Linked DNA regions of Homo sapiens: region 1 is linked to region 2. Evidence: read pairs that join two places in POLR2A ChIA-PET (ENCODE). Cell type or tissue: OCI-LY7. All regions are shown on one strand. Links, peaks and the distances in the headings refer to the core of each region. The heading gives the core; the rest is flanking DNA. Region 1 overlaps ASXL1 (ASXL transcriptional regulator 1). Region 2 overlaps KIF3B (kinesin family member 3B).

Region 1 (15,590 bases), core at 4,872-9,871, 54 kb after region 2:
TCACTTGAACTTGGGAGGTGGAGGTTGCAGAGAGCCAAGGCCATGCCACTGTCCAGCCTGGGTGACAGAGCAAGACTCGTCTCAAAAAAAAAAAAAAAAGAAAAAAAGAAAAAGGACTTGTTGAGAATGTGATATGCAATTTGAGTATCTTGTGTGTGTTTTTTGTTTTAGAATTTTCCATTTCTTTGAATGGGACTGGATGGTAGGTGAGGGGGAACTTTTTAAGAGTCCCAGGCCGGGCACGGTGGCTCACGCCTGTAATCCCAGCTCTTTGGGAGGCCGAGGCAGACGGATCACCTGAGGCCAGAAGTTCGAGACCAGCCTGGCCAACATGGTGAAACCCCGTCTCTACTAAAAATACAAAAATTAGCCAGGCATGGTGATGGTGCATGCCTGTAACCTCAGCTACTCGGGAGGCTGAGGCAGGAGAATCACTTGAACTCGGGAGGTGGAGGTTGCAGTGAACCCAGATCACACCACTGCACTCCAGCGGCGACAGTGAGACTCTGTCTCAAAAACAAAACAAAAGAAAAAACCAGTCCTCTTAATGTTTAAAAAAAGTTGCTGTAACACTGTACTGGAGAATTTGTGAGAGCGTACACTGGACTGAGAGAAACTTGACTAGGAGGGAACGTAGGACAGTTGATTAGAACACCTGAACACTTCTCTTTGGGCAGGTGAATTTGGAGTGCTTGCAATGGCAATTGTATGCACTTCCATGGGAACGCTTTCAGATTGCTCCTGACCCCACTCAGATTGGTGACTAGAGTGTTACTGGGAATCCTTTTAAAAATTGTTTTTGTAGGCTGTGCGCGGTGGCTCACGCCTGTAATCCCAGCACTTTGGGAGGCCGAGGCGGGCGGATCACGAGGTCAGGAGATCGAGACCATCCTGGCTAACACGGTGAAACCCCATCTCTACTAAAAATACAAAAAATTAGCCAGGCGTGGTGGCGAGTGCCTGTAGTCCCAGCTACTCGGGAGGCTGAGGCCGGAGAATGGCGTGAACGCGGGAGGCGGAGCTTGCAGTGAGCCGAGATCGAGCTACTGCACTCCATCCAGCCTGGGCGACAGAGCAAGACTCTGTCTCAAAAACAAACAAACAAAACAACAACAACAAAAAAACCTTTCGTAGAGGAAAGAAGATTCTTAAGAATTTCAGTATAGTGTACCCCAGGAGATTGATTTTTGCAGATGTTAATTATGCTGTTGAAAAATAGTCTTTCTTTCACACATTTTGTAGTATTGTCTTTTCTAGGTGTAAGAAGTAGACCTTATGTGGTTGAGTGGATATAAATCCTCCAACTTGTTATAAACAGTTTGTTTGGGAGAAATAGCCAAGGGGATTTCCCTTTAAATCGAGGACGCTAAATGGATTCTCCCTGGCTTCGAGAAACTCTTTGTTGTATGCTTTATCTTTTACTTTGATTCATGACTGACCAGTTCTTACATCAAACATTTTTTTCCCCTTTGAAGTAAGAGAAGAGATACTTAAAAAAAAAAATGTAGTCTAGAAAGAGACTAGGAATAGAACACTGCTGACTTGTTCTTATACCAAGAGCTGGAGGCATAAACAGTTTTAATAAAAAAGAATACTTTGTATCTTTTGATGTAACTTCCCTTTAGAGATTCTGTTTCCCCTGTCTTAAATTCTCAGGCTATTTCTGATTGCTGTTTAAATAATTGGTAGTTACTATTTGAGTCATGCTTCTTAAAAAAAAAAGATATAAAAATTCGCCAGCTCAGCTTTCATTTAATTAGTATCAAAGAAATGTTATCTGTGGCAGTGAACATTAGTAGCTTGTTCCAGGGTTTATTGTAGGTTTGTTCAAGTCAGTACTGCCCATCTTGGCACTTAGGTTCTTGGAATACAGAGGTGGATAAGGTTTGCCCCTCAGGGCTTATGGTCTTCTGGGGATGAAGAAGGTCCAGACGCAGGAACAGAATTTTACTACAGTCATGATACGTGTTATCATAGTTGTATAAATCATAAACAGATATCCCAGTTGCTGCCTCTTGTCTAGTCATAGTTTCTCCTTTCACTCTCAACTGTCCTGGTTTGGAAGATAATTGTATGTGTTATGAAACAATGGGAACATTGAAAAGAGACATTTACCTCTGCCTGGCAGAGATCAGGGAAGGCTTCCTGGAGGAAGGTGCTTTCTGAGCTGAATCTTGAAGGGTAACTAGGAGTTAGGCCAATCACAGAGGGCATAAGCAGGAGCTGGTGACAACACATAGCAGGAGAGAAAGAGTCAGAGTGGGTGAGAGGGAGTGTGTGTATTTGCAACGTGTGGGAATTAGGTATATCTACAAATTATTGGAACATAAAGTTTGTAGAGTGTCACTGTGGATGGGTAGAGAGGCAGAGACCAGATTGTGAGGGTTCCATATGCCAGGCCAGTGAGCACCTACTCTGTGCCAGACATTGTAGGCATTACTTACATTGTCTCTAATCTGTCCAACAACTCGAGAGGAAGACATCAGTATCCTTCAAAAGAGAACCTAGGTTCAGGTTGGGTTGTAATTGCCCCAGTTTAGAATGTAAAAATTTGAATCTAACTCTAGATCCTGTTCTTTACCGGTGGGCCAGTGGACTTTGGAAGCTTCAGCTTTTGCAGTATGTGATTAAGGAGCTGTTGAAGGATTTTATTTGCTTTCTATTATTATTATTACTATTTTTTGAGACAGGGTCTCACTCTGTCACCCTGGCTGAAGTGCAGTGGTGCCATCACAGCTCACTGCAGCTTCCACTTCCTGGGCTCAGATGATTCTCCCACCTCAGCCTCCTGTGTAGCTGGGATTACGGGCATGAGCCACCATGCCCATCTAGTTTTTTGTATTTTTTTGTAGAGACAGGGTTTCACCATGTCGCCCAGGCTGGTTTTGAACTCCTAGGCTCAAGCAATCTGCCCACCTTGGCCTCCCAAAGTGCTGGGATTACAGGTGTGACCCACTTTACCCAGCCATATATATTTTTTAAATTCTTTAAAGAGATGAGGTTTCACTGTGTTACCCAGGCTGGAGTGCAGTGGCTATACACAGGCACGATCATAGTGCACTAGAGCCTGGAGCTCCTGAGCGCAGCAAGTGACCCTCCTGCCTCAGTCTCAGCTGAGACTATAGGTGTGCACCACCGTGCCTGGCCTGTTGAAGGATTTTAGAGCTGAAAGTGATGAGGGCAGGTTTGCTTTGCTGGGTTGACCTCAGTCTATAACATGTAAGTTCTACCAGAGCAGGGATTTGGTCTTGTTTACTGTGAATCCCTAGAATTGTGTCTGGCACAAGGTACGTGTTCCATGTGTTTGTTGAATGAAGGATGACAACAGAGTCAGAATGGATTTGAGGAAAGCAGGACTGGATGGAGGGATAAATATTAAGAGGCTGTTGTGTTGGGTCAGGTAAGAGACTGGTTTTGGGACTTGGCGGACAGATGAGCGAGAAAGATGACACCTGCGTTTCTGAATTAGGTGATTATACAGGCTGTCAATCAAGGTAGGGAATACAGGAAGAAGAGTGGGTCTGGAGAAGAGGTGAATTAGAGTTGCCAATTAGATGAATTAAGAGTAGAGCTGAATTAGAGTAGATAATGAAGGGGTATAGTCAGTACACAACTGAATATTTGAATCTGAAATTTGGGGGAGAAGTCAGAGCTAGAGGTAGAGATTAGGTAGTTATCAGAATTTAGGTAGTAGCTGAAACTGAGATGATAATGTTACCCATGGAGAATGGAAAATCTGAAAAGAGAAGCAAAGAATAGGACCATGGGAAATAGGGGTTTTATTTTAGTACCTTCTCCAAACCTTGACTTTGGTGCTGAGGTCTTATGTTCTTCCATAGAGAGTACCTTCCGCAGCAGACCTATCAGACGAGATCGGGCACATTCAGGGTGGTATGGCTGTAGACAGCAGCATCGTATCAGACTTCTTTATGTTTTGCTTGTGACAGCAGTACTTGGCTATGGCAGTTAAATGGACTGTAAGATGTTAGCTTGATTTGGAGTACCCTGAGTAGCTGCACAGGTAGACAAAGTACAAAGATATTGACAGCTTTTTTCTTCCTTTAGAAGAATAACATATCTAAAACAACTCTTAAAGCAAGAGAGCTGCAGTTGCACACTAAGAAAATACTGCAATACTGCCATGACTTGGTTATAGGTGATGCTAACATAAATGGGATATTCTGTTTCTCATTGCACCAGTCATGCAGAATCATAGCATCATGTGCCAGATGGCAGAACGTACTGTGGCAGTTAACACCACAAATTAACAACACAGTGGCAGAAAGCACCGTTTAAAAATATGGGTACTTGGCCAGGCGTGGTGGCTCACTTCTATAATCCCAGCACTTTAGGAGGCTGAGGCGGGCAGATCACCTGAGGTCAGGAGTTCGAGACTAGCTCTAGTCTCTACTAAAATACAAAAATTAGTGTGTGTGTGTATATATATATACTAATCAAACTTCCTTGGGAAAGAAAATGTGAATGCATTTCTGTGTCATACATTTCTTGTGCAGCACTATATATTCTGTGGTTTAGCAGTATTAACAGCATCAAGCTGAACAGTAACCAGTGTTGCTAAGGTCTCGCATACTATACCATGTATGCTGAGAAGATATGCATCCTTAGAATTGAGAATTAGAACATTTCAGTTAATTGCAGTAACTTTTCAGTAACTAGATATATGTGTAATTTGATTTCTGAAGTAATTTTAACTGTGGAAAAACTAAGTTGTCACCAGCGGTACCTCATAGCATAACTTTAGCCCATGATATATGGATGGATGGATATAAATGGAAATTGCACACTGAAATTAGGACGTTTATATTTCTTCAGGTATTAGAAAACTACTCGGATGCTCCAATGACACCAAAACAGATTCTGCAGGTCATAGAGGCAGAAGGACTAAAGGAAATGAGGTTTGTATTGTTCTTGTTGCTTAACATGAGGGTTTCATAGGATATGTGTCTTTCTGTAGTTGTAGTGATATGAGTAAGTACACCTGTGTATGTATTTGTGCTTCTGTGTCTGGTAGTGAGATGGAACTATCCATTTCCCAAATTGTGTGTCGTCTCAGTGGAGGGTGGCAGTGGGTGAACATCCATTTGTTTTCATTTAGAGGTGCAGTGGCTTTCCCCATCTCCTTGTTCTTCCTTAAATCTTGGCATAGAGCTTGTTTTTTGTGTAAGGAGTCAGGGCACATTTTCTCTTGTGCTGTTTTGGAAGTTTCAGACCTGATAGCCTCTATTGTGCCTAACGCTACCCTTTTCTCTATGCCGTATCACTGAAGTTCTTTCTTTTAGAATAAAAGAACAGTGGTCTCATCAACATAAAAAACCACTGACTTTTTTCCCCTTACTAATTGCAGTCATATATGATGTGAATTTACTAAATTTTGAGGTGACCTTTATTTTCCAAATTTATGGTGTAGTTTTCCTGGAGAAGTAACAAGTTAGAAACATAGAATTTGCAGGCTTGAAAGCCAGGACTATCTTTCATCTTTCTTTTTCCTCATCCTAACTTCAAACTTAAAAAAAAAAAAAAAAAAAGCTGGGGGTAGTGGCCCATGCCTGTAATCCCAGCACTTTGGGAGGCCAAGGCAGGCAGATCACTTAGGTCAGGAGTTCGAGACCAGCCTGGCCAACATGGCAAAACCCCGTCTCTACTAACAATACAAAGATTAGCCGGCATGGTGACGCATGCCTGTAGCCTGTAGTTCCAGCTTGGGAGGCGGAGGCTGGAGAATCGCTTGAACTCAGGAGACGGAGGTTGCAGTGAGCCGAGATTGCACCACTGCACTCCAGCCTGGACAACAGAATAAGACTGCATCTCAAAAAACAAAACAAAACAAAAAACAAAGAAAGTACTTAAATGAGGAAAGAGGAGAGCACTACACAGTCCTTGCCTGGGACTCAGAGCAAACTTCATGTTTTTGCTAGTCAAACTTAGCTGCTTTAATTGACCTTTTAGGGTCAAAAGGCCTTCACTTTCCAGTTGTCAGTTCAAACGTTCTCAAGTTGATGTTTTGTGGGGAGGGAAGATTGAGATTGTCTACATCACATTTATTTGACTTGTACTTATCCACTGTGTAGTGTTATAATTGTGCTTTATTTTTGTTTTTATGGGCTATTTCCCATCATGCTGCTGTCTGCACTGCTGTTGGACCACTTTGCCTATAGAAGGTAAATGAGTCCCTTTGGGACATATGGAATTGAGAACCTTAACTTGTTTCTGCTTCTTGTTCTTAGAGGAATTATGAAGCAGTCATGATGGCTCATGATGAGTGAGCAGCTCTGTAATTTGTAGACAGAGGTATAATATGTAGGAGTCACAGAAGAGCTGTGCCAGCATGCTGTTCCCCTTGTAGCAGAGATGCTAGCACACCCACTTGATACTCCAGATTTTGCATAGGGTTTCTTTTAGAGATTGGTTCTTGGTGAAAAATTTTTTAGCATCCAGTGTGTTCCAAGGCAAAATAAGTAATAGTTTTTTAATGGTTTTTTTAGACTCAGAATTTATTTTTAACACTGCATAAATTAGGGCTTCTAGTTCTGAAAAATGCAAAGAGGCTTACTTAAGCTATTTATATATTTTTTAACATGCTGGGGAGAGGGAAGAGAGGGTGCACAGGTGACTCCTAGCACTAATATGCTAGTGCCAAACTCAGTTAATATTAATAATGGTCATTTGTTGATATTTTTGGTAGCTTTTCTATTTAAAGATTCAGTAAGTAGCATCCTTTGCACTGAATTGTCACGTTTTGTAACCTGCTGTTGTGGCAGGGACCATGAAACAACTTAGTATGCCATTGTTTCAGTTTATTTTTTAAGCATTACTGGGAACTAAATCCACTTGACTTACTTTTTGCATTTAGGTTTAAATAATTGTTCCTGGGTAGATACAGAATAAAACTCAATCTCCCCACTTCCAGCAGAGAAAAAACAAATGAAATACTGTTCTTTTTGTGTACTTACTAGAAAATGTTTAACTGGAAAAAAAGTTCTGCTTGTTTTATTGGCACAGCACCATTGATTCTGTGATTCTTTGTCATAGTATTCTGTGGCAGTTTCTGAGTATGATATGTAGATTGAAATATAGAGGCTAGGAAACTTTTAATAGTAAAATTTTACTAAAAATTTATTAACTTATTAAAATATAACTTGAAAAAATTGTGAGGTTTTTCTAAATTTCTTGGAAATTTGATTTATATTGTCAAAAAGCACTGAAGAAGTGTTAGTTATGGATTTCGGGTATCACATAATGTTTATTCCAGAGTTTTCTGAGTGTGATTTATGTGAATTTCATTTGGTTATTCTTTTACTATTTTCACAGTGAAATTGTCATGAGATTTTTTCTTCTGTATTTCTTGCTTAGCTTCTTCTCATTTAAGAATGAGTTGGAGGGATTAGGTCTTTAAGTAGGCAGATGGATTGTATAACCCTCATCCATTCTTTTGTGGTTTTACAGTGGGACTTCCCCTCTCGCATGCCTCAATGCTATGCTACATTCCAATTCAAGAGGAGGAGAGGGGTTGTTTTATAAACTGCCTGGCCGAATCAGCCTTTTCACGCTCAAGGTAAGTGATATGAACTCTCTTTTGGTGCAGTGATTCTTGGACTTTTAATGTGCATAAAAATCACCTGGTAGGTCTGGAATAGGGGCCATGAATTTGCATTTCTCATATGCAGTCAGGTGACACTGATGTTTTTCTTTTTTTTAGACATAGTCTCGCTGTGTCACCCAGGCTGGAGTGCAATGGGGCGAGATCTCGGCTCACTGCAATCTCTGCCTCCCATGTTCAAGTGATTCTCCCACCTCAACCTCCCAAGTAGCTGGGACTACAGGCACATGCCACCATGCTCGGCTAATTTTTTTATTTTTTTTAATAGAGACGGGGTTTCACCATGTTGGCCAGGCTGGTCTCGAAATCCTGACCTCAGGTGATCCACCTACCTCGGCCTCCCAAAGTGCTGGGATTACAGGCATGAGCCACCGCACCTGGCCAGATGCTGTTGGTTCTAAATGGCACTTTGAGGTGTTCTAATATGAATCAGATATTAGAAATTATTTAGTCATAGCAGCTCTTGTTTGTGTGTTCATCTTTTCTTGTCTATATCTTTGTAGATTGTACAAAACTGAAGCATAACTATGGGGATAATTGCAGATGTGCCTTTTTTTTTTTTTTTTTTTTTTTATTCTGAGATGGAGTCTCACTCTGTTGCCCAGGCTGGAGTGCAGTGGTGCGATCTCAGCTCATTGCACCCTCCACCTCCCAGGTTCAAGCAATTCTTCTGCCTCAGCCTCCTGAGTAGCTAAGAGTGCACTACCATGCCCAGGTAATTTTTGTATTTTTAGTAGAGACGGGGTTTCACCATGTTGGCCAGGCTCGTCTTGAACTCCTGACCTTGTGATCCGTCCGCCTTAGCCTCCCAAAGTGCTGGGATTACAGGCGTGAGCCACTGCACCTGGCCACAGATGTGCCTTAATTAGGATTTTGTTGTAGTAATGATGTGAAGGATAAATTACTGGTCAGCTAATGTAAGACCTACTCTATGGAAAATAACTGAAATGTGAACATATTTGTGGAAATTAAGTGACAGTAATTATAAAGTAAGAGTACTTAAATCAGGTAGAGTTCATAATAAAGCTTAAATAGGGCCGAAATGAACAGGCTAATTATTTTTCCACCATTTGTGATATATATGGTAATCATTTAGACCGGGGGTCTGCAAAGTTTTTCTGTAAAGGACCAGAAAATCAATGTTTTTTTGTTTTGTGGATCATACTGTCTTTGTCTTAACCACTCAGGTCTGCCATTGTAGTAGGAAAGCAGCCATACCCAAATGAATGGGCATGGCTGTGTTCCAAAAAAAAAAAAAATTTATTTACAAATGTTTGTTTTACTTACGAAAACAGGCTGCAGGCCAGATTTGATTTGGGGCTGTACTTTGTCGACCCCTGATTTAGACATAAGATGACTTGTCGACATTGGAGAAACTGAAAATTTGATGCTGACCCTTTCGTTCTTCCATAGTGGGTTATAAATTTTAGCAGTCAGTACAAACTTTTTCCTTTAAGTTTTGTTTTCTTGATGGACTGTATTCAAAATAAATACCTGAACAAATACCAACTATATAACATGAAGCCATAAAACTTGGTCTTTATATATAAATAAAGTTTATCTTGGGGTCAGATGTCTGTGCTGTTTTCTATATTTTTTTATATCCAATAGTTTGGTCTTTTTCCTTTCAGTTTTGTATGCTTTTCTTGTAATCGAGCCTTGGAAGAGACAGAGCCACTGAGCCCAAAACCTAGCTTTGTGGTCGGCTGTGGTGGCTCATGCCTGTAATCCCAGCACTTTGGGAGGCTAAGGCGGGAGGATTGCTTAAACTCAGGAGTATGAGACCTTGTCTCTATTAAAAAAAAAAAAAAAAAAAAAAAGCCTTGCGTGGTGGTGTGTGTGCTTATAGTCTTAGCTACTCAGGAGGCTGAAGCAGGAGGGTAGCTTGGAGATGGAGGCTGCAGTGAGCTGTGATCACACCACTGCTCTCCAGCCTGGGCCACATAGCAAGACCCTGTCTCAAAACAAAAACTTAGCTTTGTAACCTGGGAGGGATTTAACCCTTCTTTTTGGTGGAATATGCATCCCTGGCATTGAGTCAGTCCTTAATAAATGATAGCCTTTATGATGATCTGAGGTTTATCATTCTTAATTGCCTGTTAATGGCATTTTTCTATTAATATTATCTATTTTTTGAGATAGGGTCTTGTTCTGTCACCTGGGCTGGAGTGCAGTATCATAGTCACAGCTCACTGCAGCCTTGACCTACTAGGCTCAAGTGATCCTCCCACCTCAGCCTTCTGAGTAGCTAGGACTTCAGGCGCATACCACTATGCCTGGCTAATTTTTTGTATTTTTTGTGGAGAAGGAGTTTTGCCATGTTGCCCAGGCTGGTCTCGAGCTCCTGGGGTCAAGCGATCCACTGGCTTTGGCCTCCCAAACTGCCAGGATTACAGACGTGGGCCACTGCACCTGGCCTATTATTTTTTAATTTAATATTAATTTATATTTTTAGAAACAGGGTCTCACACTGTTGTCCACAGCTGGAGTGCAGTAGTATAATCATAGCTCACCGTAGCCTTGAACTCCTGGGCTCAAGCAGTAGTCCCACCTCAGCCTCCCGAGTAGCGTACACCATCACCCCAGCTAATTTTTAAATTTTTTCCTAGAGATGAAGTCTTGCTATGTTGGTTAAACTGGTCTCAAACTCCTGGCCTCAAGTGATCTTCCCACCACAGCTTCACAAAGCACTGGGATGGATTACAGGTGTGAGCAACCATACCTGGCCCTCTATTATCTCATATATAGCTTATTGTTACATATGCTGTAATTATATATAGTTATAATTATTTAATACATATATGTTTATTACAAATATGCCTGTTAATGGTATATTCTGTTTTTAAAAGGAAGGATAATTACTTTTTTCTATGAGTACCTTAAGGGCAGGAACTGAGTTTTATTTGTGTTTGTAATTTGGCTCTGGGCAGAATTCTTGGCATAGTACGTGCTTTATGTGTGAACTGAATTATATTTCTTCATCTTAATTTTACAGGTGTGAGCCACTGCACCAGGCCCCTTCATCTTAATTTTAATATATCTTTGAATAAACACCATTGTATGAACCTGCTGTAAGCTTGGGAGTGGTCTGTTAGTCTACAGCTTGTGTCTGAGATGTGCTAATTGAATATTTGCTCAGTACCTCATCTTAACTGCCTTTGGCTTTATGTTGCTTATCCTTCATAGTATCTTGTTCATTGGCCTTTTACATCCATAGGCATCACTTCTCTGATATTCGTTGTGCTCTTTTAATGGATTAATGGTTTGCTTGGTTGGTTCCTCTAGTTAGACTGTAAACTCCTTGAGAGCAGAGTCTGTATTTTATTAATTACCCACAGTACTAGGTACATAGTTGCCTTCAATAAATATATATTTAATGAACGAATTTAGTGAATAATGGCTACATTTTTGTACTTCGTTATTATTTATTTATTTTTTTTTTCTGAGACAGAGTCTTGCTCTGTAACCCACGCTGGAGTGCAGTGGTGTGATCTTGGCTCACTGCAACCTCCACCGCCCAGGCTGAAGTGATTCTCCTGCCTCAGCCTCCCGAGTAGCTAGGACTACAGGCGTGCACCACCATACCTGGCCAATTTTTGTATTTTTAGTAGAGATGGGATTTTACTATGTTGGCCAGGCTGGTCTTGAACTCTTGACCTCGTGATCCGTCTGCCTCGGCCTCCCAGAGTGCTGGGATTACAGGTGTGAGCCACCGCGCCCAGCCTTCATTATTCTTTTGACATTTGATGATAAATACTGTTTATGATTTTCTTTTTCTTTTTTTTTTTTTGGTAGAGACAGTCTCGCTTTGTTGCCCAGGCTGGTCTTGAACTTTTGGACTCAAGCGATCCACCCACCTCAGCCTCCCAAAGTGTTGGGTTTACATGCATGAGCCACCTCGTGTGTCCTTGTTCATAATTTTGATGGGCTGGGCGCAGTGGCTCACGCCTGTAATCCCAGCACTTTGGGAGGCCGAGGTGGGTGAATCACTTGAGGTCAGGAGTTCAAGACCAGCCTGGCCAACATGGCGAAACCCCGTCTCTACGAAAAATACAAAAATTAGCCGGGCGTGGTTGTGCACGCCTGTAATCCTAGCTACCCAAGAGGCTGAGGCAGGAGAATCACTTTAACCCGGGAGATGGAGGTTGCAGTGAGCTGAGATCGTGCCATTGCACTCCAGCCTGGGCAACAAGAGTGAAGCTCCATCTCAAGAACAGTTTTGATGAAATTGTCCCTAGATTTGCATCTGGCATCTAGCTCATATCTCAGAGCCAGAATGAAGGATGCTTACCTCTGGGTTTGGTAAATTTTAGCTTGGTTAATTATGTGTGTGCCTTAATTTTTTTGACCTATTATAAAAGCAATATACGTAAATGCAACAGAGAAAATGAAAGTAATCCATAAAATTCTACCTGTGGCCAGCTGCGATGGCTCATGCCTGTAATCCCAGCACTTTGGGAGGTTGCGGTGGGTGGATCACTTGAGGTCAGGAGTTCGAGACCAGCCTGGCCAACATGGTGAAACCCTGTCTCTACTGAAAATGCGAAAATTAGCTGGGCATGGTGGTGGGTGCCTGTAATTCCAGGTACTTGGGGAGGCTGAGGCTGGAGAATTGCTTGAACCCGGGAGGCAGAGGTTGCAGTGAGCCAAGATTGCACCACTGCACTCTAGCCTGGGTGACAGAGACTCTTAAGAAAAAGAAAAAAAAATTCAGATACCTGTAACCTAAATAATTAATATTTGAAAAAATTTCATCATTGCTTCTTTCATTCAGTTAATATATTTTGAACCACTTGCCATGGTGTTATATATAGACATGTCTTATATATGTGTATATATATGTGTGTATTTATTTATTTTTTGAGACAGAGTCTCGCTTTGTCATCCAGGCTGGAGTTCAGTGGTACAATCATGGCTCACTGCACCCTTGACTTCCTGGGCTCAAGCAATCCTTCCAGCTTCCCTAGTAGCTGGGACTACAGGCGCATGCCACCACACCCAGCTAATTTTTGTAGTTTTTGTTGAGGTGGGAATTCACTAGTCTTGAATTCCTGAGCTCAAGCAATCCTCCCATCTTGGCTTCCCAAAGTGCTGGGATTATAGGCATGAGCCACTGTGCTCACCCAGTTTTTTATTTTTAGATACAGGGTCTCGCTCTGTGGCTTAAAGCTAGATGGTGCAGTGGCACCATCATAGCTCACTACAACCTTGAGCGCCTGGGCTTAAGGAATCTTCCTGTCAGCCTCCCCAGTAGCTGGGACCACAGGCATGCACCACTGCACCTAATTAAAAAAAATTTTTTTTATAGAGATGGAGGGGGTCTCATTTTGTTCCTCAGGCTAGTCTCAAACTCCTGGCCTCAAGCAATCCTCTGCTTCAGCCTCCCGAAGTGCTGGGATTACAGGTGTGAGCCACGGTGCCCGGCCCCTTATTCTTTTTGAAGGCTGTTTTAAGAATTCCAGATTTCCAGCCATGAATGTGTGATTACTAACTAGTCTCTTGTTATATGCCTCATCAACACCACACTTCTCCCAGAAGTTGTGCAGGCATTTAGTTTATTGTTACTCAGGAATGGATGAGAAAGGATATCAAAGATCTGAACCAGCTGATTACCATCTTGGTCACTTGAGAACTCAGGTCTGTCCAATAAACACCCTAATCCAAGGTGGTGTTAAATACATATATATATATTTTTACTTTACGTTTATTTATTTTGAAAAATTTCAAACCTATAGAAAAATTGAGGCAGTACCATAGTCTTAGTCCATTTTCCATTACTTAGAATATCCAAAAGTGAGTAATTTATAAAGAAAATTAATTTATTTCTTACAGCTATGGAGGCCAAGGTCGAGGGGACATATCTGGTCAGCGTTTTGCCATGTTGGTCAGGCTGGTCTCGAACTCCTGACCTCAAGGCCTGCCTTGGCCTCCCAAAGTGCTGGGATTACAGGCATAAGCCACCGTGCCCAGCCACCTCTGAGCACTTTAGATAGTATGTCTTAAGAACAAAGACATAGCCCGGCGCAGTGGCTCACGCCTGTAATCCCAGCAGTTTGGGAGGCTGAGTCGGGCGGATCACCTTAGGTCAGGAGTTCGCGGCAAAACCCCGTTACTACTAAAAATACAAAAAATTAGCTGGGTGTGGTGGCGTGCACCTGTAATCCCAGCTACTCGGGAGGCTGAGGCTGGAGAATCACTTGAACCCAGGAGGCAGAGGCTGCAGTGAGCCGAGATGGCACCACTGCACTGTAGCCTGGGTGACAGAGCAAGACTTGGTCTCAAAAAAAAAAAAGAAAAAAAGAACAAAGACATTTTCCTATATAACCACAATGCCGTTATCACACTCAAGAAACTTAACATTGATATGATTGTGTATAATACATAGTCCATATTCAAATTTTTCTCTCATTTCAAAATTATTCTTTGTGGCCTAAAATCCTGTATCCAATCATGATATTTTTGAACAATCCAGACTAGTTGTTGTATAGAAGTAAGTAGTTTGTTTTTTTTGTTTTGTTTTGTTTTGTTTTTTGAGACAGGGCCTGGCTCCGTTGCCCAGGCTGGAGTGCAGTGGCATGATCACGGCTTACTGCAACCTCTGCCTCCTGTGCTCAAGCAATCTTGTGCCTCAGCTTCCTAAATAACTGGAATTAGAGGTGCGTGACACCACGCCTAGCTAATTTTTGTATTTTTAATAGAGATGGGGTTTTGTCATGTTGCCCAGGCTGGTCTTGAACTCCTGGACTCGAAGCAATCCTCCCACCTCAGCCTCCCAAAGTGCTGGGATTTATAGGTGTGAGCCACCAGGCCTGGCAGTTAAGTACATTTTTTAAGGACTAATAAAAATGTAGAAATCTTCGTTATTTCCGGAATCCTTTATGTTTTACTGCCAGTACTAATGTAGTAATGCCAGACAGTAGTCATGTCTACTGTTCCAGGTTGTCCAAAGGATTCAGCAGCAAAGGATGAAAGTGGTGGGAAGTTTTGCATAGTGGTCGACCAAGGGCTAGTTTGGTGAGTGTCTTGCCTATGATAATGGACAGGAAGACACCAGTTATTTTATTTTATTTTTATTTTATTTTATTTTATTTTAATTTTATTTTGTGTTGTGTTGTGTTATCTTTGAGATGGAGTCTCACTGTATCACCCAGGCTGGAGTGCAGTGGCGCAATCTCGGCTCACTGTAACCTCTGCCTCCCGGGTTGAAGTGATCCTCCTGCCTCAGCCTCTTGAGTAGCTGGGATTATATGCGTGAGCCACCACACCCGACTAATTTTTTGTATTTTTAGTAGAGACAGGGTTTTACCATGTTGGCCAGGCTGGTCTTGAACTCCTTACCTCAGGTGATCCACCCACCGCAGCCCCCCAAAGTGTTGGGATTACAGGCGTGAGCCACCACACCCAGCTGACACCAGTTATTTAACTCACATTTCTCTGTTTTCCTTTTAAAGGTAGTAGTGACACCTTTGAAATCTTTTGGCATTTTCTTTGCCTGTTCTCCCTTATGTGTTAAGGATAAGCTTACGTGCAGAATGGCTTGTTAAGTTTTTTCTCCTCCGTACTTGGAAATCTCATCTGGTGGGACATTAGGGTCAGAATTTTGTATATTATATATTATATATCTATCATGATATATATAATGTATTTTATATATTATATATTATATAAATATCATGATAGATATATAATATATAATTATATGTTATATATTTTATATTTATAAAATAAAAATAAAAAATTGCAATTATTTTCAAATAGTAAAACCACGTAGATAAAATATAATTCTGGCCAGGCACGTGGCTCATGCCTGTAATCCCAGCACTTTGGGAGGCTAAGGTGGGTGGATCACCTGAGGTCAGGTGATATAATATACAACAGATATAATATGTCTATTATATATTATATATAATGTTATATAGATATCTATATTATATATAATATATTAATAGATATATTAATATAATATATATTA
Region 2 (13,793 bases), core at 187-5,186:
GATTACAGGTGCCTGCCACCACGCCCGGCTAAGTTTTGTATTTTTAGTAGAGATGGGGTTTCACTATGTTGGCCTGGCTGGTCTCGAACTCCTGACCTCAGGTAATCTGCCTGTCTCAGCCTCCCCAAGTGCTGGGATTACAGACGTGAGCCACCGTGTCCGGCTTTTTTTTTTCTTTCTTTCTTTTTTTTTTTTGAGACAGGATCTTGCTCTGTCAACCCTGGAGTGCAGTGGCCCAATCACTGCAGCCTTGACCTCCTAGGCTCAAAGGATCCTCCCACCTCAGCCTCCCAAGTAGCTAGGACTACAGGCACGCAACTTTGCCTGGCTAAATTTTTTAAATTTTTTGTAGAGACATGGTCTCACTATGTTGTTCAGGCTGGTCTCAAACTCCTGGGCTCGAATGATTCTCCCACCTCCCCCTCCCAAAGTGCTGGGATTACAGGCGTGAGCCACTGCACCCAGCTGATACCTATATCTTTAGTAGCTCCTTGCGTTTCCCTCCCCAACAGATAACCATCATCCTGAATTCGGTGTTTATTGTTTCCTTGCTTTTCCTTATAGTTTTACTTTCTACATGTATATTTCTAAAGAAAACATGGTTTCGTTTTCATATAATTTTTTGCTTTTATGTAAATGGAATCCCACTCATGCCATTTGCTTTTATTTTTGCAACATTACGTTCATGAGATTTATCCATGTTGATGCCTGAAGCTGTGGTTCACTCATTATTACTGTTCCAAGTATTCCATGGTATTCCATTCTCCTGGTGTATGGGTTGTTTCCAGTTTCTGCTGTGAATGCTCTTGTGCTTGGCTTCAGGAGAACATGGACGTGCAAGATTGTCTTGTTTGGCACTGTTAGGTCTTAGGGTATTTGCAGCTTCAACTTCTCTAGACAAGGACAAGTTGTTTTCTAAAGTGGTTGTGCAGATTGAAACACCTCGCAGCAGGGTATCAGTTCTGGATGCCCCGCATCCTTACCAGCACTTGTGATGATCAGACTAACATTTGCATATAGTATAGCCTCTCAGTGCAGTTTCAGTATGCAGTACCCTGATTACACAAGATAAGGAACACTTCCATCACCCCCAAAATGTCCTCATGCTACTTTCTTATAGTCAGCCTCCTCTCCCAACCCCTGTGTGCTAATATATTTCTTTACATCCATTCCATTTTCCACCCAATGGCTAGTTAGCATTCTGGAGTGCTGAGGCTCCCATTGTTTTGAGCCTTCTTTCTGGTGGCAATGCACTATGCCTGCAGTTGCCTGGACTCTGAGCTTCCACTGGGCTTTAATGGCAGAGGAGAGTGCAAAGGTAGACTTGGAAGGCTGAGGATGGCCACTGGCTAACCACAAGGCAGAATTCCTTGGAAATGTTCAGTTCTGTTTTATTGAATTCATGCAAACTTTGATTTCTATCCTAAAATGTCTCCATGTTTATAAATTTTAAAATTACAAGTTATCTTTGCCTCCCTCCTACCCCTACTGTATGAAGCTGTACTGTTTTTTTGTTTGTTTGTTTTAATCAGTGGCTTCATAGTAGCCCTTTCACAGAGCTGGGTGCTATTTTACTTCAGAGGCAGGGTTTTAAAACCTTGAAAGTCCCTTCTAGCACTTTTAAGACCTGATGTGAAAATGGAGTCGTATACAACACAATTAGGAGGTAACTTTGTTCCAGGGAGGGGTTCTGAGATGCCATTATGTCAAAGCACTTCATGCCTTCTCACTGCTGCACAGTAAGCGCGACTGGCTGTGCCCATATTTTGTTTTGTTTTGTTTTGTTTTGAGAAAGGGTCTCACTCTGTCACCCAGGTTGGAGTGCAGTGGCGTGATCTTGGCTCACTGCAGCCTTGACCTCCCAGGCTCAAGCAATCTTCCCACCTCAGCCTTCGAGTATCTGGGACTACAGGTGTGCACTGCCATGCCCAGCTAATTTTGTTGATTTTCTGTAAAGACAAGGTCTCACTATGTTGCCTAGGCTGGTCTTGAACTCCTAGACTCAAGCAATCCTTCCACCTTAGTCTCCCAAAGTGTCAGGATTACAGGCGTGAGCCACCGCACCCTTATGTCCGGCCTGGGTATGCCCATATTTGACTTGCATACTGTCTTTTAGGATCAGATCTGTTATTCAAGGCCAGGAGCACCTAGATTCTCTAAACAACCCCTCAGAGAAAGTTGAACTCTCAGAGGCTGAGTCTGCAAGATTCAGCATCATCTTAAGGTCACTGCATCTCTTAGACATTTTGACTATGGAGAATGACATTATTTCTGTCTTTCTCAATCCCTGGATGCTGTGAAATCATAAAAGAATGTTAGAGGCTGGGCGCGGTGGCTCACGCCTGTAATCCCAACACTTTGGGAGGCCCAGGCAGGTGGATCCCTTGAGGTCAGGAGTTCAAGGCCAGCCTGGCCAACATGGTGAAACCCTGTCTCTACTAAGAATACAAAAATTAGCTGGGTGTGGTGGCATGCACCTGTAGTTCCAGCTACTTGGGAGGCTGAGGCACGAGAATTGCTTGAACCTGGGAGGCAGAGGTTGCAGTGAGCCAAGATCATGCCACTGCACTCCAGCCTGGGCGACAAAGCGAGACTCCATCTAAAAAAAAAAAAAAGAATGTTAGAGTGGTTAGGTATTGTTAGGTATGTATGTGGAGTTTAGCAATCTAGTCCAGCCCCTTCATTCGAGAGGTGAGGAAACAGGCTCAGAGGACTCACTGAAAGATGGCAGCAGAGCTCCAGTGAGGTTTATAAGTTTCTTAAAAGTTGTGCAGTTTTGGGGTCCCATACTTTTTAGGTCAAAATCATTCTCATGGCTTCAGCCCCTATCAAAATGCTGAAGGCTCCCAATCTGTATATCTAGCCTAGCACTGTCTCCTGCCATCCAGGCCCATTGTATGTCTAGCCTAGCACTGTCTCCTGCCATCCAGGCCCAATAACCTTCTGCCCACTGGGATGCTCACAGCCACTCAGAGCCTGCTCTTGCCTTCCTTATCTCAGGGAAGCCAGACCCCTGGGAGTTATCCTTGCCAGCAGCCACTCCCTCTCACTTACAGCCAGGCCGTCCCAAAGCCTTTGGATCCTGCCTCATCAGGGTCTCTTGGACTCATCTACTCTGCCCTCCCCAACTAGGGAGGAGGCCTAGCCCAGGCCTAGACCCCTGCAGTGGCTTCCTGTCATGTCTCCCTCCATCCTGCCAGTCCTTTGCCATGCTTCCCATTGCAGGGGAGTAATGTTTCTAAAACACACATCTGATTGTGTAGCCTCATGCTCAAAAGAATATGTCAGTGGTTCCCCGAACTTCTCAGGATCAAGAAGTTTAGTCTCCTTGACAGGGATTTAGGTCAACTTCATCACTTCCCACCTTCCCCTCACAAAACAATCTTTTTTTCTTACCTAATTCCTATTTTTTAACTTCAGCTGTCTGTGTATCTGGCCCTGCAGACAGAAAGCTTTCTCTGACTCCCTCTAAAAGTCTGAATTCTCTGACTGGGCGCTGTGCTCATGCCTATAATCCCAGCAGTTTGAGAGGCCAAGGCAGAGGATCTCTTGAGGCCAGGAATTCAAGACCAGCCCAGACAACATAGCAAGATTTCACCTCTACAATCAATCAGTCAATCAACCAATCAGCCAAGTGTGGTGGTGTACACCTGTAGTCCCAGCTGCTTGGGAGGCTGAGGTGGGAGGATTGCTTGAACTAAGGAGGTCAAGGCTGCAGTGAGCTGTGATCGTGCCACCGCATTCCAGCTTGGGTGACAGAACTAGACCCTGTCTTTAAAAAATTTTAAAAAATCCCCACAGAGTCTGAATTCTATCCCATCAGTGTGCCTCTCCCATGAATTACTGTGTCCTTTCCTCATGATGGCATCTGGCGCCATATGGTTAAAGCCTGCTTGCTTGTCTGTTTTCCTCAGTGGACTCGGAGCTTTGTGATTCACACTCACATTGCATCCCCAGGACCTAACATAAAGGGTCTGCTTAATATGTTCTAAGTGGGGTTAATACTTTGTAGAAACAAGCAAAAAAAAAAAATTTGTTAAAGCTGAAATTCATGTATCTGAAGAAACTGTATCTTCAGTGTTACCAAGAAGCCTCTAGTGAAGCTGCCCCAGTCCCTCACCAGTGATGGATGGGCACAGCTGAGCACAGTGTATTTTTTCCCAGAGTTTGTCCCTTTTGGCTCAGTCCTGAGCTCTTTATCTTTCACAGGCTCCCCTGTGAGGAATTATGTTCTGAGAGAAACCGTTCATGAGATGGATTCTACTTTGTTTCTCACTCAGGCCATGGAGAGTAAGTTGCTTGTTGGAGGAAAAAATATAGTAGATCATACGAATGAACAGCAGAAAATCCTGGAGCAGAAACGACAGGAAATTGCAGAGCAGGTAACTTTTCATTCTTTTTCAGGGAGAATGGGTGAGGTAAGGTGTGTTTATGCTGCAGAGCAAACGTCTCATATTAGACTCTCTTCAAAGAGAATGAGAGCAAGGTGTGTCTGCCTCATCCTAGCTGGAGACTCTGATCCTAGCTTGGGGAACCCAGCATAGACACAGTCTCTAGGGCAAGCTGATGAATTTTGTCATGTTGCTCAGAAACGTCGAGAAAGAGAAATCCAGCAACAGATGGAAAGTCGAGATGAGGAGACCTTGGAACTTAAAGAGACATACAGCTCATTGCAGCAAGAGGTGGACATCAAGACCAAAAAACTCAAAAAGGTATGAAAGGAATGAGGCCAGATGGAGTTGCCTTGAGACTTGGGGAAAGGGAGAACTCTACCCTTTGGACAGACACCCTCCTCACCTGCCTCTCCCCTCATTCCAGCTCTTCTCCAAGCTTCAGGCAGTGAAGGCTGAGATCCATGACCTCCAAGAAGAACACATCAAGGAGCGCCAAGAGCTAGAGCAGACTCAGAATGAGCTCACCAGGGAGCTGAAACTCAAGTAAGTGCCAGGCCTTCCATAGTGCCCCCAAGCCACTTGCTGAGTCATTGATCTCGTTTGTTTAGTTAGAAACAGCCCTGGCTGGGCTTGGTGGCCTACGCCTGTAATCCCAGTGTTTTGGGAAGCGGAGGCGGGCAGATCACCTGATGTCAGGAGTTCGAGACCAGCCTGACCAACATGGTGAAACCCCGTCTCTACTAAGAAATACAAAAATTAGCTGGGCGTGGTGGTGCATGCCTGTAGTCCTAGCTACTTGGGAGGCTGAGATAGGAGAATCGCTTGAACCCGGGAAGTGGAGATTGCGGTGAGTTGATATCGTGCCACTGCACTCCAGCCTGGGCGACGGAGTGAGAAAAAAACACAAAAAAAGAAATAGCCCTGAGGACAGGTCCTTCTCCAGCTCATCTCCTGCCACCCCATGTTCTGTTCATTCCTGAAAAAGTCACTTTCCATCTCTGGATCCCATCTGTTAACTGAATGACTTCATCAGGTGATCTCCAAGTTCCCTTCTAACCCTACCTTCTCGAAGCTTTTAAAGATTCTGGTCTTACATCTGTCTGATGATAAGAGGGAATATTTTATTAACTTGACTTTTTATTGTGACAATTTTCTGAATGGTATAATAAATACCCAAGTACCCATCACCCAGATTCAAGGATTAACAAGCTTTTGCCATCTATCTTTCACAAAAATATTTTAAAGCAAATCTTAACCTCATGTTATCTCACTCCTACATACTTATATATATATATATATGATCACAGTGGTTTTTTTTTTTTTTGAGACAGAGTTTTGCTCTATCACCCAGGCTGGAGTGCAGTGGCACAATCACAGTTCACAGCAGCCTGTAACTTGTGGGCTCAAACAGTCCTCCCACCTTAGCCTCCCGGGTAGCTGGAACTACAGGTGTGTGCCACTATGCCCAGCTAATTTTTAAAAAAAATTTTATAGAGATAGAGTCTCTCTATGTTACCTAAGCTGATCTCAAACTCCTAGGCTCAAGCAATCCTCCTGTTTCAGCCTCCCAAAGTGCTGGGATTATAGGTGTGAGCCACCACACCCAGCCCACAATACTGTTTTTAAAAAAGCTTAATTGAGACATACTTCACATACCATACAATTCACATATTTAAAGTGTACAAATCAGTCCGGGCATGGTGGCTCATGCCTGTAATCCCAGCATTTGGGAGGCCGAGGCAGGTGGATCACCTGAGGCCAGGAGTTCAAGACCAGCCTGGCCAACATGGTGAAACCCCGTCTCTACTAAAAATCCAAAAATTAGCTGGGTGTGATGGCGTGTACCTGTAATCCCAGTTACTCAGGAGGCTGAGGCAGGAGAATCTCTTGAACCTGGGAGGCGGAGGTTGCAGTGAGCTGAGATCACACCACTTTACTCAAGCCTGGGTGACACAGCGAGATTCTTGTCTCAAAAAAAAAAAAATTAAAAAATGATAAAGTATACAAATCAGTGTTTTTTTAAAAGCATATATATGCATAGGGCTATAAAACCACCACTACAATCTAATTTTAGAACATTTTTATTACTCTCCTCTAAAAGAAACTCTACCAGTTAGTAGTCACTCCTCATTACCCCCTTTCCCAACCCGAAGTAATCACTAATCTGCTTCCTGTCTCTATGGCTTTGCCTATTCTGGCCATCTCATATAAATGGAATCACACACTGTGTGGCCTTTTTGGCCTGGTGTCTTTTGCTTAGCATGACGCTTTCAAGGATCGTCCATGCCGTAGCATGGATCAACAGATATCTGGTAGTCCCAACATCAATTGTTCTTTATTATGACTGAATAATATTGCACTGTATGAATAGGACACATATTTATTTATTTTTCAGTTTATATACATTCCGATTATTTCTAGTCTTTGGCTATTATGGATAATACTTCTATAAGCATTCATGTATAAGGTTTTGTATGGATGTGTGTTTTCATTTCTCTGGGATACATTCATAGGAGTGGAATTGCTGGGTCATATGGTAACTCAGTGTTTAACTTTTTGAGAGAATGCCAAACTGTTTGCCACAGTGGCTGCACTATTTTACATTTCTACCACCAATTTCTCCACATCTTCTTTTTTTTTTTTTTCTTTGAGACAGTCTCGTTCTGCCACCCAGGCTGGTGTGCAGAGGTGCAGTCTCAGCACACTGCAACCTCCACCTCCTGGGCTCAAGCGATCCTCCCACCTCAACCTCTGGAATAGCTGGGACTATAGCGGCATGCCACCCTACTTGGCTAATTTTTGTGTTTTTTGTAGAGATGGGGTTTCACCATGTTGCCTAGGCTGGTCTCAAACTCCTGGGCTCAAGCAGTCTGCCCGACTTAGCCTCCCAAAGTGCTAGGATTACAAGTGTGAGCCACCATGCCCGGCCTCTCCACATCCTTGTCGACACTTGTTATTTCCTGTCTCTTTTATCATAGACATCCTAACGAGTGTGAAATGGTACTTCATTATAGTTTTGATTTGCATATTTCTCTGATGACTAATGATGTTGAGCATCCTTTCACGGGCTTATTGGCCATTTGTATGTCTTTGGAGAAATATCTATACAAATCCTTTACCCCATTTTAAAATGGGGTTGTTTCATATATATATATATGTATATATTTCGTATATATATGAAATATATATATTTCATACACACACACACACACATATGTGTATATATATAGTTTTTTTTTGTTTTGTTTTTGTTTTTTTTTTTTTTTTTTTTGGAGTTGGAGTCTCGCTCTGTCATCCAGGCTGGAATGCAATGGCGTGAACTTGACTCATTGCAACCTCTGCCTCCTGGGTTCAAGCGATTCTCATGCCTCAGCCTCCCGAATAGCTGGGAATACAGGCACCCGCCACCATGCCCGGCTGATTTTTGTATTTTTAGTAGAGATGGGGTGTCACCATGTTGCCCAGGCTGGTCTTGAACTCCTAACCTCAGGTGATCCACCTGCCTTGGCATCCCAAAGTGCTTGGATTACAGGCATGAGCCACCATGTCCAGCCAATAATTAAGTTTTAAGAGTTTTTTTTGAGACAGAGTCTGGGTCTGTCACCCAGGCTGGAGTGCAATGGCATGATCTTAGCTCACTGCAGCCTCTGCCTCCTGGGTTCAAGTGATTGTCCTGCTTCAGCCTCCCGAGTAGCTGGGACTATAGGCATGTGCCACCATGCCCAGCTAATTTTTGTATTTTTAGTAGAGACGGGGTTTTACCATCTTGGCCAGGCTGGTCTGGAACTCCTGACCTCAGGTGATCCACCCGCCTCAGCCTCCCAAAATGCTAGGATTACAGGCGTGAGCCACTGTGCCCGGCTGAGTTTTAAGAGTTCTTTATATTAATATATTATGAATACCACTTTCTCATGAGATTCATGATTTGAAGATGCTTTCTGTTATTCTGAGTTGTTTTTAAACTTTCTTGATGGTATTACTTATAGCACAAAAGATTTCCGTTGTGATATAGCCCAATTTAATTGTATTTTCTTTTGTTTATTTTACTTTTGGTATTGTATCTAGATTTGCCTTTTCTGGACCTTTCATATAAGTTTATAAATGAAATAATGTTGGAATAATGTGGCCTTTTGTGACTGCTTTCTTCATATGTGTGTGTGTGTGTGTGTGCATGTGTGTGTTTTGTTAGTTTTTTTTTTTTTTTAGAGATAAGGCCTTCTTCTGTCAATCAGACTGGAGTGCAGTGGTGCCATCATAGCTCACAGCCTTGACCTCTTGGGTTCAAGTAATCTTCCTGCTTGAGCCTCCTGAGTTGCTAGGACTTCAGTTGCATGCTAGCACACCTGGCTAATTTTTTAAAATTTTTTCATAAGGATGGGTCTTGCTGTGTTGCCAAAGCTAGTATAGTGTTTTCAACAGTCTTCCATGTTGTAGCATGTATCAATACTTTATTCATTTTTTATGACCAAATAATATTCTGTTGTATAAATATACCACATTTTATTTATCCATTCATTATTTGATGGACATTTGGGTTATTTCTACTTTTGGGTGTTATGAATAATGCTGCTGTGAACATTCATATTCAAGTTTCTTTTGTGGACGCATGTTTCATTCTCTTAGATCCTCTAAGAGGCTTATAGTGTTAGGTCTTACATTTAGGTCTATGATCCATTTGAGTTAATTTCTGTGTATGGTATGAGGTAGGGTTTCAAGTACAGTGTTTTGGATGCAGATATCTAGTTGTTCCAGCACCATTTGTTGAAAGGGCTTTTCTCTCCCATTTCATTGTCTTGGCATACTTATTGAAAGTCAGGGCCGGGCGCTGTGGCTCATGCCTGTAATCCCAGCATTTGGGAGGCCGAGGTGGGTGGATCACCTGAGGTCAGGAGTTCGAGATCACCCTGGCCAATATGGTGAAACCCTGTCTCTACTAGAAATACAAAAATTAGCCAGGTGTGGTGGTGCACACCTGTAGTCCCAGCTACTCAGGAGGCTGAGGCAGAGGAATCCCTTGAACCTGGGAGGTGTAGGTTGCAGTGAGCTGAGATCATGCCACTGTACTCCAGCCTGGGCAACAGAGCAAGACTCTGTCTCAAAAAAAAAAAAAAGAAAGTCAGTTGACCGTAATTAAGCATTTATTTATTTATTTCTGGACTTTCAATACTGTTCCATTGTTCTATATATCTATCCTCATGCTAGTACCATTCTGTCTTAATTACTATAGCTTTGTTAGTTTTGAAATCAGGAAGTGTGAGTCCTCCAGCCTTGTTCTTTTTCAGGAGTGTTTTGACTGTTCAGGGTCCCTTGCATTTCCATATTCAAACATACTTTGTTTTACTGCACTCTGCTTTGTTATAATTCACAGATATTACATTTTCTACAAATTGAAGGTTTGTGGAAACCCTGCATAAAGCAAGTCTGTTGGCACCATTTTTTCAACAGCATATGCTCTCTTCATGTCTCTGTGTAAGCATTTATTAGCAATAAAGTATTCTTAAAGTCTATACTTTTTGTAGACAAAATGGTATTATACATTTAATAGACTACAGTATAGTGTAAGCATAACTTTTATATGCACTGGGAAACCAAAAAATTGTGTTACTTGCTTTATTGTGATACTTACTTTATTGGAGTAGTCTGGAACCAAACCCACAGTATCTCTGAGGTATGCCTCTACATTTTAAGGTCAGCTTGTCAATTTCTGCAAACAAAGCCAGCTGGGATTTTGATATTGATCACATTGAATCTGTAGATCAATTTGGGCAATATTGTAATCTTAACAGTATTAAGTATTCAGATCCATGAACATGAGATGTCTTTCCATTTATTTATTATTTCTTTAATTTTTCTCGAGAATGTTTTGTAGTTTTCAGTGTATAATTCTTACACTTTTGTTAAATTTATACCTAAGGGTTTTTTGGGTGCTATGGTATATGACATTGTTTTCTTAATTTTATTTTTGGAATATTAATTACTAGTATATAAAAATACTGGCTGGGCATGGTGGCTCACACGTGTAATCCCAGCACTTTGAGAGGCCCAGGTGGACGGATCACCTGAAGTCAGGAGTTTGAGACCAGCCCGGCCAACATGGTGAAACCCTGTCTCTACAAAAATACAGAAATTAGCCAGGCGTGGTGGCGGGTGTCTATAATCCCAGCTACTTGGGAGGCTGAGGCAAGAGAATCGCTTGAACCCTGGAGGCGGAGGTTGCAGTGAGCCGAGATTGCGCCATTGCACTCCAGCCTGGGCGACAGAGCGAGAATCCGTCTCAAAAAAAAAATTTTATATATTTATATATATTTATATATATATTTTTATATATTTATATATATATTTATATATTTATATATATTTATATATATTTATATATTTATATATATTTATATTTATTTATTTATATATATTTATTTATATATATATTTATATATATTTATATATATATTTATATATATTTATATATATATTTATATATATTTATATATATTTATATGTATATTTTTATATATTTATATATATTTATATATACATATTCATATATATTTTTATATATTTATATACATATTCATATATATTTTTATATATTTATATATACATATTTATATATATACATATTTATATATATACATATTTATATATATACACATATTTATATATACATATATTTATATTTATATATATTTATATTTATATATTTATATATTTATATTTATATATATTTATATTTATATATATTTATATATTTATATATATTTATATTTATATATTTATATATATTTATATATTTATATTTATATATTTACATATATTTATATATTTATATTTATATATTTATATTTATATATTTATATATATTTATATTTATATATAATTGATTTTTGTCTACACAATGATATTTTTATACCTAAAAAAATTAAGTTTCTTAGTATTTTCTAGTACCCAATCCACATTCAGATTTTCTTGGTTTGCTCGTTTTAAGATCTACATATTAGGACTACATGTTACATTTGGTTATTAAGTCTCTTAGACTTATTTTAATCTGAGGCAATTCTTTTTATTTTTTATTTTATTTATTTGTTTATTTGAGACAGAGTCTCACTTTGTCGCCAGACTGGAGTGCAGTGGCGCGGTCTCGGCTCACTGCAAACTCTGCCTCCCAGGTTCAAGTGATTCTCCTGCCTCGGCCTCCCAGGTAGCTGGGACTACTCGAGTAGTGAGCCACCACGCCCAGCCAATTCTTTTTATTTTTAAAAATATTTTTCAGCCGAGCATGGTGGCTCGTACCTGTAATCCCAGCACTTTGGGAGGCTGAGGCAGGTGGATCATGAGGTCAGGAGTTCAAGACCAGCCTGGCCAAGATGGTGAAACCCCCATCTCTACTAAAAATACAAGAATTAGCTGGGTGTGGTGGCGGGCGCCTGTAATCTCAACTACTCGGGAGGCTGAGGCAGGAAAATTGCTTGAACCTGGAAGGCGGAGGTTGCAGTGAGCCAAGATTGTGCCACTGCACTCCAGCTGGGGCAACAAGAGCGAAACTCCATCTCAAAAAGTATATATATACATATTTTTCATAGTTGACTTGTTGAAAAGACTGAATCAGATAGCCTGTAGAAATATCCCACATTGTAGGCGGGAGTGGTGGCATGTGCCTGTAGTTCCAGCTACTTGGGAAGCTGAGGCAGGAGGATTGCTTGAGCCCAGGAGTTCAAGGCTGCAGTGAGCCAAGATTATGCCACTGCATTCCAGTCTGGGTGACCGAGTGAGACACCAACTCAAAAGAAAAAAAAAAAAGAAGAAATATACTACATTCTGGATTTGTTGGTCTCTTTCTTCATGGTGTCAATTAACTTGTATCTCTATCCCCTTTATTTAGCTCTAACTGAAAGCTATCTCTGAAGCACGGGTTCCCAACCTTGGCTACAAACTGAGAAGTTTTAAAAATTAATGATGTCTGAGCCCCACCTCAGAGATTCTGATTTAATTGGTCTAGGGCAGTAGTCCTTAAACTTTAGCAGGCATCAGAATTACCTGAAGGGATTGTTAAACACAGATTGCTGGGTATCACACCCGGAGTCTGATTCAGAAAGGCTGGGGCAGGGCCTGAGAATGTTCATTTCTAGTAGGTTCCAGGTATTGCTTCTGCTGGTTTGGTGAATGCACTTTGAGAACTCTTGGTCTCTCATGAGGTCTGGGCAAGATATTTTTCAAAACTCTGTAGGTAACGTTAATGTGCAGCCTGGCCTGAGAAATGTGGAGCTAATAGTTTCAGCCAACAGATGATCTTTGTCTGGATCCATTATTTCATTAGTGGGGTTACAAAATGACCATGCCTGGCCAAAGAAGAAGTTTTCAAAGGGATTCTTTTAATGATCAAATTTTAAATTTGGAAAAGAGCCCTTAAAATTAAATGTAGGCAAGGTGCGGTGGCTCATGCCTATAATCCCAGCACTTTTGGAGGCTGAGGTGGGCAAATTGCCTGAGCTCAGGAGCTCAAGACCAGCCTGGGCAACATGGTGAAACCCTGTCTCTACTAAAAATACAAAAAAATTAGCTGGGCATGGAGACATGTGTCTATAGTCTCAGCTACTCCGGGGGCTGAGGCACGAGAATCGCTTGAACCTGGGAGACGAAGGTTGCAGTGGGCTGAGATTGCGCCACTTTACTCCAGCCTGGGCGACAAAGTGAGACTCTGTCTCCAGAAAAACTAATTAATTAATTAAATGTGTGTGTCGGTCAGTCCTCTTTGCAGGTATGTACATCTAGAAAAAGATCAGGACAAAATATACCAACATAATAATAATAGTTATCTCTGGATAGTGAAATTGTGGGTGATTATGTTTTTTACATTTTCTTTTTGTTGTTGTTGTTGTTTGAGACAGAGTATTGCTCTGTCACCCGGATTGGAGTGCGGTGGCACGATCTTGGCTCACTGCAACCTCTGCCTCCCAGGTTCAAGTGAATTTCATGCCTCAGCCTCCCAAGTAGCTGGGATTACAGGTGCAGGTCAACCACGCACGGCTAATTTTTATATTTTTAGTAGAGACAGGGTTTTGCCATGTTTATCAGGCTGGTCTCGAACTCCTGACCTCAGGTGATCCACCCACCTCGGCCTCCCGAAGCACTGAGATTACAGGTGTGAGCCACTGGGCCTGGCCTGTTTTTTACATTTTCTAATGAATAAATAGAATCATTGTAACCAGAAGAAAGCCAAATATGTGTTATAAAAAATAGTTTCTGAAATGTCAAAGAGAAAATTTTAGCTCCCCAAAATATTTTTTTTTCTAAGGAGTCTATTTTCATTATTATCTCTCTCTCTCTCTCTTTTTTTTTTTTTTTTTTTTTTTTTTTTTTGAGACAGAGTTTTGCTCTTTGGCCCAGGCCAGAGTGCAGTGGTGT

What was found. Peaks named below come from ENCODE experiments on the same cell type or tissue, not always from the same donor. Only the 100,000 strongest peaks of a DNase experiment are listed, where the experiment ranks them.
Region 1: POLR2A ChIA-PET joins it to region 2 with 6 read pairs; 14 of 35 experiments call an interaction of 5 or more read pairs at or near these places.

What each region holds. Positions count from the first base shown.
Region 1 is chr20:32,361,551-32,377,140 of GRCh38, forward strand. ASXL1 (ASXL transcriptional regulator 1) reads left to right here. Exons shown (of 13, transcript NM_015338.6): 2 at 4,834-4,916; 3 at 6,177-6,179; 4 at 7,465-7,573. Among named protein-coding and RNA genes, the nearest start is that of ASXL1, 11 kb to the left of the region's middle. RefSeq lists an enhancer at 7,690-7,799. In OCI-LY7, for the core only: no CTCF peak of the experiment used is centred there; a DNase peak (open chromatin) is centred at 7,621; H3K4me3 peaks cover 3,012 bases; H3K27ac peaks cover 3,229 bases.
Region 2 is chr20:32,311,938-32,325,730 of GRCh38, forward strand. KIF3B (kinesin family member 3B) reads left to right here. Exons shown (of 9, transcript NM_004798.4): 3 at 4,281-4,382; 4 at 4,590-4,712; 5 at 4,819-4,937. Among named protein-coding and RNA genes, the nearest start is that of ASXL1, 39 kb to the right of the region's middle. In OCI-LY7, for the core only: no CTCF peak of the experiment used is centred there; no DNase peak of the experiment used is centred there.